2 separate regions of the Homo sapiens genome follow, and region 2 is linked to region 1. Evidence: read pairs that join two places in POLR2A ChIA-PET (ENCODE). Cell type or tissue: MCF 10A. All regions are shown on one strand. Each heading gives the region's core, and the rest is flanking DNA. Links, peaks and the distances in the headings are about the cores only. Region 1 has its middle 230 kb from the start of HACE1. Region 2 has its middle 150 kb from the start of HACE1.

Region 1 (4,405 bases), core at 322-4,321:
GTTAATGGAGGAAAATTAAGAACCTATGGGGCAAATAGGCATGTTTCAAATCACACATGGAACATGAATATGTGTTTCTCAGGAAGAGAATATTTCTATTCATGTCCTGACATATCTTTAGCCTATAATTTAGAGGCAACTTCCACAAATGACAACTCTGAACAAATCACTCCTTTGACACTAGGTTTGCAACAACCAGAAACCTTCTTTTGAGGAAAAAAGCTATTTGCAATCAATACAGGCAGTCATTTGATGCATTTGTTTGTTTGAGTTTTTTTCTTATTATTCTTTGCTTTTCTGGAAGAACCAAGTCCTCACTAAAACCGCACCTTTATCTGAAGGTATTAAACAAGCATTCACTAGTTTTGTAGTGAGAAATAACGTACACAGATATAAACATGATAGGTTCCTTAAGAATCATGTAAAGCAAACTGAAAATTGCTTCTTTATTCACAGATATCAGTATTTACTCCTGAGTTTCCATTTTCTTCCCTGCATGTTTTTACTCTGAGATATAATCTTGCTTCATCTTTTCAATGTCAATATGTCAGTCTTAGATTGAACCAACAACGATGAATATACAGCTTATTTGGTAATAAGCAGAAGGTACATGCACAGACTACAAAAATACCATGTAAATACATCTCAGGATACAGTAGCATTAAATTTCCATTTCAGCATAACTTGCAACCACACTGCATAACACTAAACAGACTGAAGTAAAATGATATTTCAGACCGGAGTTTGCTTGTGTGGCTTTTATCCTGATCAGCATCTGCACTTTTTAAATGAGAAGAGGAAAACACATAAATCATAAGATTTTTCTCCTGCTTAAATATCCCTTACTGCTATATTGCTTTCTTTTTTTTTTAATTATTATTATACTTCATGTTTTAGGACACATGTGCACAACATGCAGGTTTGTTACATATGTATACATGTGCCATGTTGGTGTGCTGCACCCACCAACTTGTCATTTAGCATTAGGTATATCTCCTAATGCTATCCCTCCCCGCCTCAACTCCCCACAACAGGCCCCGGTGTGTGATGTTCCCCTCCCTGTGTCCACGTGTTCTCATTGTTCAATTCCCACCCATGAGTGAGAACATGTGGTGTTTGGTTTTTTGTCCCTGCGATAGTTTGCTGAGAATGATGGTTTCCAGCTTCATCCATGTCCCTACAAAGGACATGAACTCATCATTTTTTATGGCTGCATAGTATTCCATGGTGTATATGTGCTATATTGCTTTCTATAACCTCAAGTGAGCTTCAAAAGTGCATTCTGCCATCAGCATCCAGTTGTACAAAGAATAGGCCATTCTAGATTGTTTTTTAATTAATTAATTTTTTTTTTTGAGACAGAGTCTCACTCTGTGGCCCAGGCTGGAGTGCAGTGGTTTAATTACAGCTCACTGCAACCTCTGCCTCTGGGTTCAAGAGATTCTCGTCCCTCAGCCTCCCAAGTAGCTGGGATTACAGGTATGTGCTATCACACCCTGCTAATTTTTGTATTTTTAGTAGAGACAGGGTTTCACCATGATGGCCAGGCTGGTCTCAAACTCCTCGCCTCAAGTGATCCACCTGCCTCAGCCTCCCAAAGTGCTGGGATTACAGGCATGAGCCACCATGCCCAGCCTAATTTTTTATTCTTTGGTAGAACACTTGCTCTCTGGACTCATAATGACCAATTTTGCCAAGATCCTAAAGGTATGGGGTCCTTCTCCTTCACAAGGTCCCTGTCGGGATTCAATGCAGCAATCTCCACAAAGAACATCACACAGCACCTAAGCACATAGCAAGCACCATTAACATATGGGAGATGGTGGATGAGACTAGAGCTGGTGGTGAAGATGGAAATGGTGGACGAAATTTGAGTGAATCTCAGTTTGGGTCTGTTAGAGCATGCTGTAATGATTAGTTCCCTTTCCTTTGCCTATCATTGCCTGCAACAGGTTTTCTATACCTAACCCCAGGGCACAACTGTAGGCAGGACATGTGTTCTCACGCCATGGAGCAGGGCAGGACCCAAAGACTGTCTGAGTCAGAGAGTATGTGTGGAATGACAGGAACGAGCTGAGGCAAGCACTCCTTGGGGAGTGTTTTCACATGGGCTTCCCAGACCAACCCCAGTCCAGCGAAAGCAGAGCACTACCCTGTATTTAGTAGTTCTAGGGACCCCAGGAATTCTGGACATGGGACAAAGCTGCAGCCGATTTCTACTCCAATTGCTGCCTCTTTGCTATCTGATGAAGGAACTCAATCAGTCTCCATGGGAAGAGCAGTCCTGATCCACTCCTAAGCCTGCGTCAGGTTCTTATATCACTTATACCTACTTTTCACCAAAAATGACACATGGCATAATTTGTGGATGTAACCTATAGATCTACTTCTTAGTCACAGAGAATAGATCACATGTCACTTTCAGCCCCCATCATTGCTGACTATGCCCCTGTGGAATATTTGGTTTCCAAAGCAGACTGTCTGTAATGAGCATTGTTTTCTTTTAAGCTGCTGCCACCACTGACTGGTGGCAAACATCTATTATTTTATATCGACTTTCATAAGTACAGATTCTCATAAGTACATCAAGAATCAGGCATTTTAGCACTTACTATGTGTCATGCCTATGTCAGGTGCTCGAGACCACAAAATAAGTGGCCCATCTCCAAGGTAAAGGATCAGCAATCTAGTAGGGAAGACAGATACAACTTGATTGACATGATATGAAATTATAACATGATGTGGAAGGGCTAAAATGAGGGCATGAACAAATTGTGAAAATACAGAGCTGGATATAATTAATTTCTGCCATTTTCTGTCTGAGGTGGTTTATAAAATCTCCACAGAATTTGTTGCAAACACAATAAAAATTAGATAGCCTTTCGATGAACTACATCCTTCTGGCATTTTGTCCTTATCCTTTGACCTCATTTCAATTGCCTCCCGGTTCCCACACTGTATTATTAATGGAAATGTTTCCCATCATTATCCAGCAAGATTGTTACATAGACATTTCTGTTCTGGAAGATGCTTGAGAACTTCTTTAGCTGATAAAATAATTAACCTTTTGGACTACTATGGCCACTTACTGCTAGGCACAACTCTCAGGGATTCTGACTACAGTACTTAGAAAATATAGAGCATCTGTTTTGCATGTGTATGTAGTATGTATAGCCTACCAAATAACTACTCATAAAAATAAAATTTTACTATCGTTAAAGGATTAAATAATGATCATCCACATAATCATGTATCTATAACAGTCAAGTCTCAATTTCGGGGGCTCCTAAAGAACAGAAATTTTACAAAAAATCACTGGGGCCCAAGGCCAACACTACAGGAACAAAGGAGGCTGCCATCTGCATATGATCACTTGAGGATTGCAGAAGAACTATCTGCCCCCCATTTTTTTTCCTCAATGACCAGACCACTTGGTTATTAGCAGAAATGTGAAAACAATGCCCTCCGACATACTGCAACTGAGAAAGAAATGAATCAAATTTTAAAATGCAAGAATCAGGGGACTTGTGAATATAAACAGACTGGACTCAGACTCTGGGTCCTATGGAAAGATGCCCCTCTTTTCCCTTATTTTTCTCCATATTGTAAAGAACAGAATCCAATGGCTTTGCCCATGCAGTCAAGGTCCTCCATCATCTAGTCCCAATCCATATCCCACCTTCCCCATAACAAAGACTTTACCCCAACCAGACTAGCATAATCATTGTCCTCAGTTCATGCTTTCTTCTTTCCCCTCAGGTGGAGATAGGGCCAGGCAGAAGTTTTGCTGGAGAATCAGTTCTGTTTCAGAATCAGCTCCATTACTCAAGGGATGTCTCTGCACCATTACTGTGAGCCCCAGATGCTCAAATCATATTGTAGATAATCAAATTAGCAACTCGGCCAAAGAGTAGTCTCAGAAAGAAACATCTAGAAATAGACACCCAACACCAGTTACTGAGCTAAACAACGAATAGCCTATCTGAGGGATATAGATTCTGTGCCCTCAAAGGCATTACAGACTGGCTCAGGCTTTAATCTGAAAATGGTGTGTTTTAACCAAAGATCAGCATAACAAAATTTTCATTACCAAATGAAAGATAAGGGCATCATACAATAATGATAGTTGATATTTATTGTGCACCTACAGAATACCAGGTGCTATTTGAAATCCTTTATATTTATTAATCTATTTAATCCTCACAGTATCCCTCGGAGGTAGCTAATGGTTGTTATGCTCACATTATAGGCAAGGAAATAAGGTCAGAGTTTGAGTAACTTGCTCAAATTCACACAATGCCTAGGTGGCAGAACCAGGCTATCTAATTCTAGAATCCATGCTTTTACTCAGTTGCCAGTTAAGGAAATATCAGACTATAGGTAGAATTATATACATGAAATGGAT
Region 2 (4,405 bases), core at 70-4,069, 86 kb after region 1:
CAGAACCTTGAGCCAAATAAACCTCTTTTCTTTGTAAATTATCCAGTCTCAGTTATTCCTTTATAGCGATGCAAATGGACTAACACAACCAACCTCATCGGCCACGAGAGAAATGCAAATCAAAACCACTGTGAGATAACATTTCATGCCCACTAGGATGGCTATAATCAAAAAGACAGATAATAATAAGTTAGCAAAAAATGTGAAGAAATTGGAACTCTCATACATGTAAAATGCTCTAGCCCTTTGGAAAACAGTTGGTCATTGCTCAAAAAAGTTAAATATAGGGTTACTACTAATATATGACCAGCAGTTACATTCTTAGGGATATACCCAAGAGAAATGAAAACAAACTTCTACAAAAAAAAATGTATATGAGTGTTCATTGCACCATTATCCGTAGTAGCCAAATAATACAAATTTTTATTAGCTGATAAGTAGATAAAATGTTCTCTAATTCATACAATTAATATATAATTATTCAGCAACAGAAATGAAGTACTGCTACATTGCTAAACATGGATGAGTTATCAGAACATTATGCTAAGTAAAAGAAACTTGTATCAAAAGGGCACATCTTATATTATTCCACTCAAATGAAATGTACACAATAAGCAAATCTATGGAGGCAGAAAGTAGATTAGTCGTTGCCTAGGACTGGGGAAAGGGGGATGGGAGTGACTACTAATGGATACCTGGGTTTCTTCTGGATGATTAAAATGTTCTAAACTTAGATAATCGTGATGGTTGCATAACTCCATGAATATACTAACAGATGGAAAGGGTAGCAATGCTCTTTGTTGTGAGGATAATGGACACCAAATTTACTACAGTTAAAATTCCGTATAACCAATGCTTTCTGTAGCCTTGGTCTATGTAAGGATTACACCCTTAGGGGATCTTATACTAAGGGGAGAGGAGCCCAACAAACCCGGCTTCTCATCTTCTCCACTTTGAGCATCCCAGTTAGCCTCTACAGTCACAGAGACCAAGAAACATAAACATAAAAGAAGGCTGTGATGAAAGTGAGGCTATGTATGAAATCTTGCTCATACTAGTTTCAAAACTCTATTTATTTGCTGATCCACCACAGATAAGTTGGTTGTCAGCTTAATGTCATCTCAGCTTCCATTTCATCTACAGCTCATGCAGGCTGGGAATGTAATTTCAGGCATTAGGCTTAAATTTCACTTAAAGTGGATGTTCCACTCAGCTTTTTAAAACAGGAATTGGATTTTAGCATACTACTATTTCATTCCCCTTGATGCTATTGTTTCTTCTGTTAAATTCCCGAGTCCATTCAGAAAGAGGAAAGAGAGAGATGCCTAGATTCCAAAATACCTTTCATTGTTCTTCCCAGAAGACAAATCTTTTCTATCCAGATTCTACTGGTGGTCAATGTTACATGAACGCAGAGCAGAGTGGTACCTCAAACATTGTTATTGACTTAGCAGTACATTGGGCACAGATCAAGTTGCTATTAAAAGCAATGTACTCCTGCCTCCTTCACATATGCCTGGGGTCACTTGTGTTTGGCACCTATGTGTCCTTATGTTATTACAAAACCATACCCTGGAGTCTTGCTAACTCAGTTTTTTTCTTCACTACATTCGATGTAATTTTCACATCAAGGTGTTTCTATAGACTAGACAGAGTTAGAGTTCAGCTTCTTCCACCCAAAGTGTTTAAATTTGACTAGACAGCAGCAATTGCTTTTTAATCTAAGCAAACTGATCTGTCAAAGACAATCAACTCAGGGAAGTTATTCCAGGAGGATCCTAATAATCCCGATGAGTCACGCTGCCCTATGTGAAACTCAGCCACTGAACTCTTGACATAGCGTGTCACAAGTACTTAGTGGAATAAGTACATACAGCTGAACTCTGTGTTGACACACACACTCTAGCCTCTCGTGCATAATGATCACTGCATTTAGTCTGGTAGAGGAGCACACTCTTGTGTGTGGTGATGTCAATTCATGTTTAATGATGTTACAGCAACTGGGCTTCAAGTTGCATAACCCACTGTCCTCACAAGCACTGATCAACAGTATGCTTGATTCTCCTAGATGAAAATAAAGGGTTGTGGTTGTTGTTTATAATGACCTCCTAGCTTTTTATTTATGTATTTATTTTGAGGCAGGGTCTCGCTCTGTTGCCCAGGCTGGAGTGCTGTGGTGCGAGCATAGTCTACTCCAGCCTCAAACTCCTGGGTTCAAGCAATCCTCCTGCCTCAGCTTCTTGTGTAGGTAAGATCACTGACATGGGCCACCACCCCTGGCTAATTTACTTATTTTTTTATAGAGACTGGGGTCTTGCTATGTTGCTGAGGCTAGTCTCAAACTCCTGGCCTCAAGTGATCCTCCTGCCTCATCCTCCCAAAATGCTGAGATTATAGATGTGAACTACCAAGCCCAGCCTCACCTCCTATCTTTTAAACAGGGTCTCCAACCTCTTAATAATACCTGTACCAATGTAGGGCTTTGCAGTTACCAAGAACTTTAAGAACTCTACCTTGTTTAATTATCACAACAACACTGAGAGGTGAGTAGATGGTTACATCATTTACATTATTAGTAAGTGACAGAACTAAGACGCAAACTTCGATCTGATGGTTTCAGGTTTTAAGGTCTTTCCAATGCTTTAAATCATATTATTAGAGTTTTTGTTCTATTGTTAGGGTTATTGGGTAGTAAGGTTTGACGTTTGTCCCCTCCAAAACACGTGCTGGAAACTTAATCACCTATGCAACAGTGTTGGGGGTTGGAGGTCTAATGTTTACGTCATGAGGGCTCTGCCTTTGTGAGTGAATTAATGCTGCAATAAAAGGGCTGTTGGCTGGGCGCGGTGGCTCACACTCATAATCCCAGCACATTGGGAGGCTAAGGCAGGTGGATCATGAGGTCAGGAGTTCGAAACCAGCCTGGCCAAGATGGTGAAATCCTGTCTGTACTAAAAATACAACAATTAGCTAGGCGCCATGGTGGGTGCCTGTAATCCCAGCTACTTGGGAGGCTGAGGAAGGAGAATTGGTTGAACCCGCGAGGCGGAGGTTGCAGTGAGCCGAGATCATGCCACTGCACTCTAGCCTGGGCGACAGAGCAAGACTCGGTCTCAAAAAAAAAAAAAAAAAGGCTTTTGAGGGTGAATTCATCCCCTTCTGCTCTTCTGCCATGTAAGGAACAGCATTTCCCCACTGGTGGAGGACACAGCATTCAAGGTGTCACCTTGGAAGCTGAGACCAGGACCTTACCAGACATCAAACTTGCCAGCTCCTTGATCTTGAGTTCCCTGCCCCTGTAACTGTGAGAAATAAATTTATATTTTTTATAAATTATCCAGACTCAGGTATTCTGTTATAGCAGCACAAAACAGGCTAGGACAATGAGGTAGGGAACAAGTAAGGGGATAGAGTGGGATAGCAGTGTTGAGAGTCCTGTGCCTGACTGGGGTCTGGTTGCTGGGGTCCCTCTGCTCCCACAGACAACCCTATCAAACATTAGATAAGGAAACGAAGACAGCAAATGGGGAAGCAGCTTGCTGAGTGGTGTCTGGTTGGGGGCAGGGTTGAAAATTCTCCCTAAGAGATGGGCTAGGTGTTATTTGAGAATGACCTCCTCTTATTAACAGTTAGAGGATTGTTTTAAGAGAAATAATAATATACACTTAGTTCAATCAAAGGGCAATGAAAGAGTAGATTGGCTCAAAGGTAACCTTGAAAGAATAATAATAATTATGTTAGCTAATATATATTGAGCACTTAATATTTTCCATAAATCTGGATGCTTTATATATATTAATTTATTAAATGCTTATCACAAGCCTATGCAGTAGGTACTATTGTTCTGCTGAGAAAACCAAGACAATTGGAGGTTGATTAACTTACCTGTGACCGCACAGCTAGTAAATATTAGAGCCAAGTTTCCGTCCTAGGCAAACTGATTAGCCAACCTGTGCTCTGATAATGATGTGATGCTAATAATGAATTTGAGATGGCTTTCTGAATTACGGGAAATTTCATTCGTTTTCTGACGATACAATAATGAATATTTTCATTTCAGGCAGTATTACAACCTAGTCCGATTGACCCTTCCACTAAAAACACCCAAAACTGATGCATAAAATTAAAAGAAAAAAACTTTTTAAGATGTGCTGATAAGCTGGCAGGAGGTAAGGAACACTGAGATGCCTAAAATTACATGAAAATGTGGACCTAGAGAGGCATGCTCAACACCAAAGTCAGTTTTCACTCTAATGATATGCACTGATCCTTGATGACCCTGGCTTTTGTTTTTTATAAGGTCATAGGATACGGGGATACAAGGCAAAGTCCAGGGCCTGCCCAAGCCGGGGAGTCTAATAAGAGACCTCAATGTAAAGAATTCATAACAACAAAACAGACTTTC

The links. ChIA-PET counts read pairs that join two places held together with the same protein. Peaks named below come from ENCODE experiments on the same cell type or tissue, not always from the same donor. Only the 100,000 strongest peaks of a DNase experiment are listed, where the experiment ranks them.
Region 2: POLR2A ChIA-PET joins it to region 1 with 5 read pairs; 1 of 35 experiments calls an interaction of 5 or more read pairs at or near these places.

Annotation. Positions count from the first base shown.
Region 1 is chr6:104,623,687-104,628,091 of GRCh38, forward strand. No RefSeq gene overlaps it. Among named protein-coding and RNA genes, the nearest start is that of HACE1, 230 kb to the right of the region's middle. In MCF 10A, for the core only: no CTCF peak of the experiment used is centred there; a DNase peak (open chromatin) is centred at 2,025.
Region 2 is chr6:104,709,657-104,714,061 of GRCh38, forward strand. No RefSeq gene overlaps it. Among named protein-coding and RNA genes, the nearest start is that of HACE1, 150 kb to the right of the region's middle. In MCF 10A, for the core only: no CTCF peak of the experiment used is centred there; a DNase peak (open chromatin) is centred at 1,935.